Regions from separate parts of the Homo sapiens genome. Here regions 1, 2, 3 and 5 are each linked to region 4. The links are chromatin contacts, found by Hi-C or POLR2A ChIA-PET in ENCODE. All regions are on one chromosome and are shown on one strand. The core of a region is the stretch at or near the end of the contact, and the rest is flanking DNA. Distances in the headings are between cores, read along the strand shown.

The links. Hi-C counts contacts between places; a loop is a spot of excess contacts on that map. ChIA-PET counts read pairs that join two places held with the same protein, here RNA polymerase II (POLR2A). Pooled maps may share reads with other maps.
Region 1: a loop to region 4 is called in a map of naive thymus-derived CD4-positive, alpha-beta T cell, with 5 times the contacts of the local background. The contact joins the promoter of ZNF430 here to the promoter of ZNF253 in region 4. A Hi-C loop is called at or near these places in 1 of 168 maps with a recorded cell type or tissue (naive thymus-derived CD4-positive, alpha-beta T cell), 1 of 37 single-sample maps with no recorded cell type and 8 of 50 pooled maps. POLR2A ChIA-PET finds 5 or more read pairs at or near these places in 3 of 52 experiments (CD4-positive, alpha-beta T cell, activated CD4-positive, alpha-beta memory T cell and activated naive CD4-positive, alpha-beta T cell).
Region 2: a loop to region 4 is called in a pooled map, with 12 times the contacts of the local background. The contact joins the promoter of ZNF85 here to the promoter of ZNF253 in region 4. A Hi-C loop is called at or near these places in 1 of 37 single-sample maps with no recorded cell type and 8 of 50 pooled maps. POLR2A ChIA-PET finds 5 or more read pairs at or near these places in 3 of 52 experiments (CD4-positive, alpha-beta T cell, activated CD4-positive, alpha-beta memory T cell and activated naive CD4-positive, alpha-beta T cell).
Region 3: a loop to region 4 is called in a pooled map, with 8 times the contacts of the local background. The contact joins the promoter of ZNF738 here to the promoter of ZNF253 in region 4. A Hi-C loop is called at or near these places in 6 of 50 pooled maps. POLR2A ChIA-PET finds 5 or more read pairs at or near these places in 3 of 52 experiments (RWPE1, WTC11 and activated naive CD4-positive, alpha-beta T cell).
Region 5: a loop to region 4 is called in a pooled map, with 5 times the contacts of the local background. The contact joins the promoter of ZNF431 here to the promoter of ZNF253 in region 4. A Hi-C loop is called at or near these places in 7 of 50 pooled maps. POLR2A ChIA-PET finds 5 or more read pairs at or near these places in 4 of 52 experiments (T-cell, activated CD4-positive, alpha-beta T cell, activated naive CD4-positive, alpha-beta T cell and 1 more).

Annotation. Positions count from the first base shown.
Region 1 is chr19:21,019,390-21,022,089 of GRCh38, reverse strand. It overlaps ZNF430 (zinc finger protein 430), which reads right to left and starts at 1,433. Exons shown (of 5, transcript NM_025189.4): 1 at 1,287-1,433. The coding sequence starts at 1,289. RefSeq lists enhancers at 558-1,149, 1,150-1,743.
Region 2 is chr19:20,921,869-20,924,568 of GRCh38, reverse strand. ZNF85 (zinc finger protein 85) reads right to left here and starts at 1,318. Exons shown (of 4, transcript NM_003429.5): 1 at 1,166-1,318. The coding sequence starts at 1,168.
Region 3 is chr19:21,357,551-21,360,250 of GRCh38, reverse strand. It overlaps ZNF738 (zinc finger protein 738), which reads right to left and starts at 1,251. Exons shown (of 5, transcript NM_001355237.2): 1 at 1,108-1,251. The coding sequence starts at 1,110. RefSeq lists enhancers at 890-1,189, 1,981-2,538.
Region 4 is chr19:19,864,602-19,867,301 of GRCh38, reverse strand. ZNF253 (zinc finger protein 253) reads right to left here and starts at 1,420. Exons shown (of 4, transcript NM_021047.3): 1 at 1,303-1,420. The coding sequence starts at 1,305. LOC124904664 (a long non-coding RNA gene) reads left to right here. Exons shown (of 4, transcript XR_007067169.1): 1 at 1-866. RefSeq lists an enhancer at 960-1,389.
Region 5 is chr19:21,140,628-21,143,327 of GRCh38, reverse strand. It overlaps ZNF431 (zinc finger protein 431), which reads right to left and starts at 1,288. Exons shown (of 5, transcript NM_133473.4): 1 at 1,142-1,288. The coding sequence starts at 1,144. RefSeq lists enhancers at 1, 783-1,262.

The sequences.
Region 1 (2,700 bases), core at 184-2,683, 1.2 Mb before region 4:
AAGGCAGGCGGATCACCTGAGGTCAAGAGTTCGAGGCCAGCCAGGCCAACATGGTGAAACCCCGTCTCTACTAAAAGTACAAAAATTAGCTGGGCAGGGTGGCAGGCGCTTGTAATTCCAGCTACTCAAAAGGCTGAGGCAGGAGAAGCTTGAACACAGGCAGCGGCAGAAGTTGTAGTGAGCCGAGATTGTGCCACTGCACTCCAGCCTGGGCGACAAGAGCGAGACTCCATCTCAAAAAAAAAAAAAAAAAAAAAAAAAAAAAATCTAACTCAGGCGCATCGTTTTGAAAATTACTACATTGAAAGACACAAAATTCAGGCTTAATCAACTGTATACTGCCAATTAAGGTCTGATTACACAACCAGAAAATTTTCACCTTTATTGTACAAACTAAGAAACTACATAACGGTACCTAACCAATTACTGAATTTGGCTTTCTTCATCATGCACCTTATAAAAGTCTTTCCTTCAAGCCCCGCCATGAACAACAAATTACAAACCACAGCTGGGTGCTCAACAGTTTTTTAATCACTCTTTGATTAATTTCTTTAATATTTTTGTGGTGACTTCTGTACATTTTTTTTTTCCGAGACGGAGTCTTGCTCTGTTACACAGGCTGTAGTGCAGTGGCGCTATCTCGGCTCACTGCAATCTCCACCTCCCAGGTTCAAGTGATTCTCCTGCCTCAGTCTCCCAAGTAGCTGGGACTACAGGCGTGTACCACCATGCCCGGCAAATTTTTGTATTTTTAGTAAAGACGGGGTTTCACTATGCTGGCCAGGCTGGTCTTGAACTCTCCTGACTTAGTGATGCGCCCGCCTCGGCCTCCCAAAGTACTGGGATTACAGACGTGAGCCACCCCTCCCGGTCTGTACATTTTTAATAGGAGAAAAGAGGAACTAGGAACCCAGGACCAAAGTTCTTCCCATTCATGAACTCGCACCCCAAGTCAGGATTCTCCCGTGACGATTCTCCCGTGACGATCCTCCCGTGGTCCCTGCACAGTCTGGGAGAGACGCGGCGCTGCGGATGCAGAGCTGCCCAGAGAGGGCTCCAGGCCAGGGCACAGTCACTGCGCAAGGAAGAGACGGGACGTGCTGGGGCCCGCCTGTCAGCGCAGCCGCCATCTTAAGGCTGATGGGGACTGAGGCCCAGCTGGGCAAGAACTCGGGGCGCAGATTGTGCAGCTGACTGCCGGGAGGCCTGAGTCCCGCCACAGCCACTTCCCACCCATTACAACCAGCCCCTCCCCTCTCTGGGGATGTCGGACCCGGCACTCTCACCATTTCTAGGCTTCCAGGGGTTCCTGGCGTCTTAGCTGTAGATCTCCCAATACCTGCGGGTCACAGGGCCACAGAGCCTGGACCTCTAGGAGCAGAGGACACAGAGCGCTGAAGACGAGACCTGGAGCTCAGGCCACAGCGAGGGACAAAGGCCCCGCCAAACCCGGAAGCCGCCCTGTCCGCTTCACCTGCGTGCCTGATTGGACGGTTCCCTGCCTAGCGTCTCTGATTGGATAACATTTAAATCCCCGCCCCCTCAGGCCATGATTGACGGAAGATGTGATGAGATGCGGGGCTGAAAGAAGAGTGACAGCTTGGGCTGCATCCTTCTCTGACAGGGCTTCCTCCCTGAGCTGAGCCAGGCCCACCCCAGAGGTTATTTGCATTTAACCTTGTGTGTAAGGTCATATGCATTTATAAATAATATATGGGGCCGGTCACGGTGGCTCACGCCCGTAATCCCAACATTTTGGAAGGCTGAAGCGGGCAGATGACCTGAGGTCGGGAGTTAGAGACCAGCCTGACCAACATGGAGAAACCCAGTCTTTATAAAAAATATAAAATTAGCGGGTTGTGGTGGCCCATGTGTGTTATCCCAGGTACTCGGGAGGCTGAGGCAGGAGAACCGCTTGAACCTGGGAGGCGGAGGTTGCGGTGAGCCGAGATTGTGCCATTGCACTCCAGCCTGGGCAACAAGAGCACAACTCTGTCTAAAATATATATATATATATATATATATATATTTATTTATATATATTTATTTATATATATTTTTATATATTTATTTATATATATTTTATATATTTATATATGTATTTATTTATATATTTATATATTTATATATTTATTTATATATATTTATATATATTTATTTATATATATTTATATATATTTATTTATATATATTTGTATATATTTATTTATATATATATTTATATATATTTATATATTTATTTATGTATTTATATACATTTATATATATTTATATATATTTATATTTATATAATTATATATATTTATATATTTATATATATTTATATATATATTTATATATTTATATATATTTATATTTATATACTTATATATATTTATATATTTATATATATTTATATATATTTATATATTTATATATATTTATATATTTATATATATTTATATATAAATATTTATATATTTATATATATATATTTATATATTTATATATTTATATATATATATTTATATATTTATATATATTTATATTTATATATTTATATATTTATATTTATATATTTATATGTATATATTTATATATATTTATATTTATATTTATATATTTATATTTATATATATTTTTTATATTTATATTTTTATATATTTTTATATATTTATATATTATACATATTTATATTTATATATATTTATGTTTTTATAT
Region 2 (2,700 bases), core at 69-2,568, 1.1 Mb before region 4:
AAGAACAGGGAGTAAGAAGTAGACTTGAGACCCTGCTTGAGACATATGTGAAAAATGCAGGGGAAAAGAAGTCCCCTGTGGACTGTGAAAATGATTCAGTGGCAGGCAATTAGACTGAGGTGGCTCTAGTCCCTGGGGTCCTCCTTTTTAAAAAAATCTAACTAAAATTTCATTTTTTAGTAAATTACCACATCGGGGAAAACAAAATTCAGGCTTAACCAACTATAAACTGCCAATTAAATTCTGATCACATAACCAGAAAATTGCCAACACGATCGTACAAATTAAGAGACTATATAACTGTACCTAACCAATTACTAATTTGATTTTTTTATCATGCACCTTATAAAAGTCTTTTATTCAAGCTCCTCCCATGGACCACAAACTACAAACCATAGCTGAGTGCTCTACAATACTTGAACCACTTTTTAAGTTCTTTAATATTTTTGCGGTGACTCCTATACATCTTTTTTTTTTTTTTTTGAGACGGAGTTTCACTCTTATTGCCCAGGCTGGAGTGCAGTGGCGCGATGTAGGCTCACTGCAACCTCCGCCTCCCGGGTTCAAGCGATTCTCCTGCCTCAAACTCCTGAGTAGCTGGGATTGCAGGCGCGCGCCACGACGCCCGGCTAATTTTTGTATTTTTAAAAATTGAGACGGGGTTTCACCATGTTGGCCAGGATGGTCTTGAACTCCTGACCTCAGATGATCCGCCCGCCTCGGCTTCCCAAAGTGCTGAAATTACAGGCGTGAGCCACCACGCCCGTCCCCCCATACATTTTTAACAGAAAAAAAGAGGAACTGGGAACCCCACAGCCCAAAGCTCTTTCATGAACCCGCACCCCGAGTCAGGATTCTCCCCTGACAACCCTCCCGTGGTCCCTGCTCAATCTGGGAGAGACGCGGTGCTGCGAATGCAGAGCTGCCCAGAGAGGGCTCCAGTCCAGGGCACAGTCACTGCGCAGGGAAGAGACAGGACGCCCGGGCCGGCTGTCAGCGCAGCCGCCATCTTATGGCTGGAGGAACTGGGGCCGAGCTGGGCAAAAAGAACTGGAGCGCAGATTGTGGAGCTGACTACAGGGAGGCCTGAGTCCCGCCACAGCCGCTTCCCACCGGTTTCAACCAACCCCTTTCCCCCTCGGGATGGCGGACCTGGCACTCTCACCATTTCTAGGCTTCCAGGGGGTCCCGGCGTCTTAGCTGTGGATCTCCCAATACCTGCAGGCCACAGGGCCACAGAGGCTGGGCGTCCACGAGCAGAAAACACAAAGCAGGGAAAACAAGACCTAGAGCTCAGGCTGCAGCGAGAGACAAAGGCCCCGCCACATCCCGGAAGCCGCCCTATCCGCACCAGCTGCGTTCCTGATTGGACGGTTCCCAGCCCAGCGTCTCTGATTGGATGATATTTAAGGCACCTTCTTTTCAGGCCCTGAGTGACAGAAGATGTGATCAGATGCTGGGCTGAAAGAAGAGCGAGTGACAGCCTAGGCTGCAGCCTTTTCAGACAGGGCTTCCTTCCTGAGCTGAGCCAGGCTCACACCAGAGAGTATTTGCCCTTACCTTGTGTATCAATTTATATGCATTCAAAAATAATATATTATATGGCTATTCACAAATGAACAAAGTATAACAACAATTGTTCTAAAATTTTAGATTTTATGACCTTCCTGTATTCTGGTCCTTTGAACAGGCAATCCTCTGAAATAAAATGTGAGTCACAGGTGAATTTTAAATTTTCTAGTAGCCAAACTTTAAAAAGAAAGAAGAAACAAGTGGAATTGATTGTAGCAATTTATTTAACCCAATATATTCAAAATATTTTCATTTTAATATGTGAGCAATATGTAATTATTAATGAAATATAAATACATTTGAAACAAAATCTTTGAAACTAATTCTGTATTTTACCTTTCTAGCACATCGCAGTTCAGACCAGCCACATTCCAGGCACCCAGGAGCCACACATGGCCAATAGCTGCCACATTGAAGTACAGCTGTGATGTCAGTGGGGGTGGAGGGCCTGAACACCCCTTTTCTGCCACAGGTGAGGGGACAGCCTCTATTTATCAACGTCTCTTTTCAGTTCCGAGGGTGAAACAAATAGTGGCTATAGAAAAAGCTGATGGCAGCAGGAATAAATCACAGGTAAACCACTGCTTACCACCTGTTGCCCATCTTTCTTTCAGAGATCAGACAGTGAGCAAAGGATGATGGGCCACAGGAGAAAAAAAACTATGTCTTCAGATCTGTTCACAGTCTTGACCTTTAATGTTTACATAGGAAGAAAATAGATTAAAGGCAAACTTATTTTGCTATTTGACCTCGACTCTAATGTTCAGGCTGTGGTTACCTGTTTTCTTCTGTGGTGTGGGAAACTGAGTGAATATAAGCACAATCACATGCATACATGTCCACATGTATTTCGGCATTTCTTTTTTTTGAGATGGAGTTTCACTCTTGTTGCCCAGGCTAAAGCGCAATGGTGTGGTCTTGGCTCACTGCAACCTCTGCCTCCTGGGTTCAAGCAATTCTCCTACCTCAGCCTCCCGAGTAGCTGGGATTACAGGCATGCACTACCACGCCCGGCTAATTTTTTGTACTTTTAGTAGAGACGGGATTTCTCCATGTTGGTCAGGCTGGTCTTGAACTCCTGACCTTAGGTGATCCAACCGCCTTGGCCTCCTAAAGTGCTGGGATTAT
Region 3 (2,700 bases), core at 2-2,501, 1.5 Mb before region 4:
TAATTAAGTGGCAGGCAATTAGACTGAGGTTTCTCTAGTCCCTGGGTTCCTACTTCAATTTAAAAAATCTAACTCAGGCGCATTATTTTTAATTACTAAATTCAGAGAAACAAAATTGAGGCTTCACCTACTATAAACTGCCAATTGAGCTCCGATTACATAACCAGGAAATTTTCACCTTTAATGTACAAATTAAAAAACCACGTAACTGTACCTAACCAATTACTAAATTTGGTTTTCTTCATCATGCATTTTACAAAAGACTTTCTTTCAAGCCTCTCCCATAGACCACAAACTAAAAACCACAGCTTGGTGCTCTACAATTCTAGAACCACTTTTTGATTAAATTATTTAATAAGTTAATTTTTTTTTTGAGACAAGAGTCTCGCTCTGTCGCCCAGGCTGGAGTGCAGTGGCACGATCTCGGCTCACTGCAAGCTCTGCCTCCTGGGTTCACGCCATTCTCCTGCCTCAGCCTCCTGAGTAGCTGGGACTACAGGCGCCCGCCACCACGCCCGGCTCATTTTTTGTATTTTTAGTAGAGACGGGGTTTCACCGTGTTAGCCAGGATGGTCTTGATCTCCTGACCTCTGATCCGCCCACCTCGGCCTTCCAAAGTGCTGGGATTACAGGCGTGAGCCACCGCGCCCAGCCTAGAACCACTCTTTGATTAAATTCTTTTAATATTTTTGCAGTGACTCCCATTAACTTTTAATAGGAGATAATAGGAACTGGGAACCCCACGGAACAAACCTCTTCCCATTCATGAACCCGCACCCCAAGTCAGGATTCTCCCCTGACGACCCTCCCACGGTCCCTGCACAATCCGGTAGAGAAGCGGCGCTGCGGGTGCAGAGATTCCCCAGAGAGGGCTCCAGGCAAGGGCACAGTCACTATGCAGGGAAGAGACAGGACGCCCGGGGGCCGGGCTGTCGGCGCAACCGCCATCTTATGGCTGAAGGCGACTGAGGCCGAGCTGGGCAAGGAGAACTCGGGGCGCAGATTGTAGAGCTGACTGCGGGGAGGCCTGAGTCTCGCCACAGCCACTTCCCACCGGTTCCAACCAGCCCTTCCCCTCTCTCGGGATGTTGGACCCCGCACTCTCACCATTTCTAGGCTTCCAGGGTGTCCCGGCGTCTTAGCTGTGGATTCCCAATACCTGCAGGTCACAGGACCAGAGGCTGGGCCTCTAGGAGCAGAGGACACAGAGCAGTGAAGACGAGACCCGGAGTTCCAGCGGCAGCCAAAGACAAAGAAGCGGACAAATCCCGCCACATCCCGGAAGCCGTCCTCTCCGCTCAAGCTGCGTGCCTGATTGGACAGTTCCCAGCCCAGCGTCGCTGATTGGATAACGTTTAAAACCCCACCCTCTCAGGCCCTGACTGACAGAAGATGTAATTAGATGCTGGGCTGAATGAAGAAAGAGTGACCGCCTAGGCTGCAGCCTTTTCAGGCAGGGCTTCCTCCTTGAGCTGAGATAGGCCCACCCCAAAGGGTATTTGCATTCAACCTTGCGTATAAGGTCATATGCATTTGTAAATACTATATCATATGGCTATACATAAATGAAAAGGATATAATAACAAATGTTTTAAAATTTCAGGGTTTTTTTACTTTCCTGGCTTACGGTCCTTTGAGCAGGCAGCCTGAGATTTTAAAAAGGAGGTAATCCTCTGAAATAAAATGTGAGCCACGTGAATTTTGAATTTTCTGGTAGCCAAACTAGAAAATTAAAAAGAAACAAGGGGCCAGGCATGGTGGCTCACGCCTGTAATCCTAGGACTTTAGGAGTACAAGGCGGGCAGATCAAGAGGTCAGGAGTTTGAGACCAGCCTGGCTAACATGGTGAAACCACGTCTCTACTAAAAATACAAAAATTAGCCGGGCGTGGTGGTGGACATCTGTAATCCCAGCTACGCAGGAGGCTGAGGCAGGAGAATTGCTTGAACCCGGGAGGCGGAGGAGGTTGCAGTGAGCAGAGATCGCGCCACTGCACTCCAGCCTGGGCGGACAGAGCGAGACTCCGTTTTGGGGGGTGAAAAATATAAAGAAACAAGAGGCCACGCGCAGTGGCTCACGCCTGTAATCCCAGCACTTTGGGAGGCCGAGGCTGGTGGATCACGAGATCAAGTGATTGAGACCCTCCTGGCAATATGGCTAAACCCTGTCTCTACTGAAAAAAATATAAAAATTAGCCAGGCGTGGTGGCGCATGCCTGTAATCCCAGCTACTGGGGAGGCTGAGGCAGGAGAATCGCTTGAACCCGGGAGGCAGAGGTTGCAGTGAGCCGAGATTGCGCCACTGCACTCCAGCCTAGTGACAGACTGCAACAACAGCAACAACAACAACAACAATAACAAGGAACAGGTTGAATTGATTGTAACAATGTAATTAACCTAATATATACAAAATATCATTTTAATGTGTGAGGAATATGTAATTATTAATGAAGTATATAAATATTTGCAACTAAATTTTTGAAAATAACTCTGTGTTTTACCTTTCTAGCATATCGCGGTTCAGACCAAGCACATTCCAGGCACCCAGGAGCCACACATGGCAGCTCTGATGTCAATGGTGTGAAGGGCCAGAGGGGAAGGAAGGGCCTCTCCCTACTAACATCTATCTTCAGTTCTGAGGTTGGAACAGATAGTGGCCATAGAAAGAGCTGAGGGCAGCAGAAATAAAATAACCACAGGT
Region 4 (2,700 bases), core at 171-2,670:
AAAATAAATGATCATGTCCTTTGCAATAACATCAATAAAGCTGTAGACCATTATTTCAGAAAACTAATGCAGAAACAGAAAACCAGACATTCGCCATCACACCCAGCTAATTTTTGTACTTTTAGTAGAGATGGGGTTTCCCCATTTTGGCCAGGCTGGTCTTCAACTCCTGACCTCAAGTGATCCATCCACCTCGACCTCCTGAAGTGTTGTTATTACAGGCGTGAGCCACCGCGCCCGGCCCCATAAATTTTTAATAGGAGAAAAGGGAAACTGTGAACCCTGACAGATATAATAGATTCCTCTTCAAGGGCCTAACTTTCTTGTTCCTTGTTCTTAGGACCAACTTTTTTGTACCTCTTTGTACCTAGACACCCGCTCCGTAAACAACCCAAACCGCCTGTTCCAATCTGCGACCCGAACCCCTTCCTTATTTGGAAAGTAGCCAATCGGGTCAGCCTAGATTGTGAGGTCAGACCCCGGCCAATGGGGGAAGGACACAGAGGCAATAACGGCGTTTAGGGTTAAAAACCCCTTTCAAACTGGGAGGCCGAGGCGGGCGGATCAACTGAGTTCGGGAGTTCAAAACCAGCCTGACCAACATGGTGAAACGGCATGTCTACTAAAAATACAAAATCAGCCGGGTGTGGTGACGCATGCCTGTAACCCCAGCTACTCGGGAGGCTGAGGCAGGAGAATCACTTGAACCCGGGAGACGGAGGTTGCAGTGAGCCGAGATCGCGCCATTGTACTTTAGCCTGGGCCACAAGAGCAAAACTCCGCCTCAAAAAAAAAAAAAACCTTCCTTCCTTTCTTCTGTGTGCTCTTGCGATCAGGTCGGACGCGAGCAGCACTCTTCTTCAGAAGTAAATATGCCTTCCTGTGAAATTTTCTAAGTGCTGGGTAGTTTTTTGTTTTGTGTTGTTTTGCGGCACCAAGCGCTTGTTTCTAACAACCTCACGGACCAAAGCTCTTCCCATTCATGAACCCGCAGGGAACCGAGTCAGGATTCTCCCCTGACGACCCTCCCGTGGTCCTTGCATGATCTGGGAGAGACGCGGTGCTGCGGGTGCAGAGCTGCTGAAAGAGGGCTCCAGGCCAGGGCACAATCACTGTGCCGGGCCCCGGATGTCACCGCAGCCGCCATCTTATGGCTGAAGGGGACTGAGGCCGAGCTGGGCAGGGAGAACTCCGGCGGCAGATTGTGGAGCTGACTGTGAGGAAGCAGAGTCCCGCCAGAGCCACTTCCCACCGTTCCAAACAGCCTCTCCCCTCTCTCGGGACGTTGGACCCGGCACTCACCATTTCTAGGCTTCCAGGGGTCCCGGGGTTTAGCTGTGGCTCTCCCAATACTTGCAGGTCACACGGCCACAGAGGACGGGCCTCTATAAGCACAGGACACAGAACACTGAGGATAAACCTGGAGCTCCCGCTGCAGCGAGAAACAAAGGCCCCCAGAAACCATGTGGTTCGCTCCAGCTGCGTGCCTGATTGGACGGTTTCCGGCCCAGCGTCCCTCATTGGATAATGCCTAAGGCCCCGCCTCCCCAGCCGCTGAGTGACAGATGTGATCAGATACTGGGCTGAGTGAAGAAAGAGTGACAGCCTAGGCTGCAGCCTTTTCTTTCTTTCTTTCTTTCTTTCTTTCTTTCTTTCTTTCTTTCTTTCTTTCTTTCTTTCTTTCTTTCTTTCTTTCTTTCTTTCTTTCTTTCTTTCTTTCTTTCTTTCTTTCCTTTCTTTCTTTCTTTCTTTTTCTTTCTTTCTTTCTTTCTTTCTTTTCTTTCTTTTTTCCCCCCACCGAGACGGAGTTTCCCTCTTGTTGCCCAGGCTAGAGTGCAATGGCACGATGTTGGCTCACCGCAACCTGCACCTCCCGGGTTCAAGCGATTCTCCTACCTCAGCCTCCCATGTAGCTGGGATTACAGGCATGCCTCACCACGCCCGTCTAATTTTTTGTACTTTTAGTAGAGACAGGGTTTCTCCGTGTTGGTCAGGCTGGTCTCGAGCTCCCGATCTCAGGTGATCCGCCCGCCTCGGCCTCCCAAAGTGCTGGGATTACAAGCGTGAGCCACCGCGCCTAGCCTAGCTGGAGCCTTTTCAAACGGCTTCCTCCCTGAGCTGAGCATCCCATCCCAGAGCATGGGAAAATTCTATCTCATATTCTCTCTCTTTTTGAATGTATTCAAAAGGTGAACAGAAGTACTTTGCTGTCATATTAATAATACATGAAATGTTTGTTCAAGAGAAAGTCAACTTTTACTTTGGTAATAGTGTATTATCAATACTAAAGCTAATTTTAATAAGACCTTGTAAAGCCAGGTGCGGTGGCTCAGGCCTGTAATCCCAGTACTTTGGGAGGCTGAGGAGGGCAGATCACTGGGTCAGGAAATCGAGACCATCCTGGCTAACACGGTGAAACTCTGTCTCTACTAAAAATACAAAAAATTACCCGGGCGTGGTGGCATGCACCTGTGGTCCCAGCTACTCAGGAGGCTGAGGCAGGAGAATGGCTTGAACCCAGGAGGCAGAGGTTGCGGTGAGCCAAGATCGCACCACTGCACTCAAGCCTGGGTGACAAAGTGAGACTGCGTCTCCAAAAATGAATAAATACATAAATAAAACCTTGTAAATAAACAAAATTTGTCATTTTTGACCTCTCGAGATTTACATATATAATTTGTAATCTCCTGTAATTTTTTA
Region 5 (2,700 bases), core at 39-2,538, 1.3 Mb before region 4:
GGCACAGAGAGTTTTAACAATACAGTATCAGGGGATTATTCTTTGCTTTCTTCTCATGGGAAATATTTACAGATATTTTTTTTAAAAAATCTTTTAAAAAACTTTTTGAAAAGCGTCATTTAATGCTTTGTCAAAAAATAATTAAAATACGGTATAGAAAAGTACACTAAAAGACAAATAGGCGATAACGTGAATTAGGGAGGAAAAGCTGGCATTTGGAAACACCAGAAGGAACTGGAAATTTAGTATCTTACTGCAAGCCAGAGGGAGGCTGGAGAAATGAGGAATGGGGGTTAGACTTAAGACCCTGCTTGGGACACAGGTGAAAAATGCAGCGGAAAATCAGCTCCCCATGGACTGTGAAAATAATTAAAAGGCAGGCAATTAGACGGAGGTGTCTTTAGTCCCTGGGTTCCTACTTTAAAAAAATCTAACTGACGTACATTTTTCAGTAAATTACTACATTGAGAGAAACAAAACTCAGCCCTAACCAACTATAAACTGCCAATTAACCTCTGATTACATAATCAGGAAATTTTCACCTTTATTGTACAAATTAAGAAACTATGTAACTCTACCTAACCAATTACTGAATTTGGTTTTCTTCATCATGCTTTTTATAAAAGTCTTTTCTTCAAGTCCCGCCCATGAAGCACAAATTACAAACCACAGCTGGGTGCTCCACAATTTTTGAATCACTCTTTGATTAAATTATTTAATGTTTTTATAGTGACTCCCATATATTTTTAACAGAAGACAAGAGGAACTGGGAACTCCACGGAACAAAGCTCTTCCCATTCATGAACCCGCACCCCGAGTCAGAACTGTCCCCTGAAGACCCTCCCGTGGTCCCTGCACAATCTGGGAAAGACGCGGTGCTGCGGGTGCAGAGCTGCCCAGAGAGGGCTCCAGGCCAGGGCACAGTCACTGTGCAGTGAAGAGACAGGACGCCTGGGGTCCCGACTGTCAGCACAGCCGCCATCTTATGGCTGGAGGGGACTGAGGCCGAGCTGGGCAAGGAGAACTCGGGGCGCAGACTGTGGAGCTGACTGCGGGGAGGCCTGAGTCCCGCCACAGCCACTTCCCACCGGTTACAACCAGCCCTTCCCCTCTCTCGGGATGTCCGACCCGGCACTCTCACCATTTCTAGGCTTTCAGGGGGTCCCGGTGTCTTAGCTGTGGGTCTCCCAATACCTGCAGGTCACAGGGCCACAGATGTTGGGCCTCTAGGAGCAGAGGACACAGAGCAGCGAAGGGGAGACCTGGAGCTCAGGCTGCGGCGAGAGACAAAGGCCCCGCCACATCCCGGAAGCCGTCCTGTCCGCTCCAGCTGCGTGCCTGATTGGACGGTTCCCAGCCTAGCGTCGCTGATTGGATAACGTTTAAAACCCCACCTTCTCAGGCCCTGAGTGACAGAAGATGCGAACAGATGCTGGGCTGAGTGAAGAAAGAGTGACAGCTTAGGCTGCCGTCTTTTCAGGCAGGGCTTCCTCCCAGAGCTTAGCCAGGCCCACCCCAGAGGGAATTTGTATTTAACCTTGTGTGTAAAGTCACATGCATTTATAAATAACATACTGTATGCCTATTCACAAATGAAAAGAATATAATAACAATTATTTTAAAATTTCGGATTTTATGACCTTCCCGGCTTCTGGTCTTTCAGCAGGCCGTCTGAAATTTTAGAACGGAGGTAATTTTCTGAAATAAAATGTGAGCCATATGTAAATTTTAAATTTTCTAGTAACCAAACTTAAAAAAAAAAAGTAACAGGTTGAATTGATTGTAACAATTTAATTAACCCAATATATCAAAAAATTTTCATTTTAATGTGTGAGAAATATGTGATTATTAATAAAGTATATAAATATTTGAAACTAAATCTTTGAAACTAACTCTGTATTTTACCTTTCTAGCACATCGCAGTTCAGACCAGGAACATTCCAGGCACTCAGGAGCCACACATGACCAAAGCTTCCACATTGAAGTGCAGCTCTGATGTCGGGAGGTGAAGGGCCCCAGCAAACCTTTTCTGCCAGAGGTGAAGGAAAAGCCTCTCCCTACCAACATCTCCCTTCAGTTCTGAGGGTGGAACAGATAGTGGCCATAGAAAGAGCAGAGGGCAGCAAGAACAAAATAACCACAAGGAGACCACTGATAGCCACCTGTTGCCCATTTTCTTCCAGAGATCAGACAGTGAAGAAAGAATGTTGGGGCCACAGGATAATAAAACTCTGTGTCTTCAGATCTGTCCACACTCTTGACCTCAAATGTTTAGATATGGAGAAAACAGATTAAAGGCAAAACTTATTTTGCTATTGGCCTTGGCCCTAATGGTCAGGCCGTAGTTATCTGTTTTCTCCTGTGGTGTGTGGGACTGTGTGGGTATAAGCACCAATCACATGCATACATGTCTACGTGTATTTCTGCATTACTCAACATTCTCTTACAAGTCACCCAACTTTAAATCAGGGGAAAAAATCAGTACCTATAGGGTGCCCACTGTTAGAAGGTAACTAGTAATCAACCTGTCATAGAATCCTGGTGTCCTATCTGCACGGGGTGCATGTATTAGTTAGCTATTGTAGCATAACAAATCGTCCAAAACTTATTAGTTCATAATTGAGATGGTCAGCCATTTAGGCTAGACTGAGTGGGGCCGTTCTTCTAGTCTCAGCTGAGCTCTTTGAGACACGTATCATC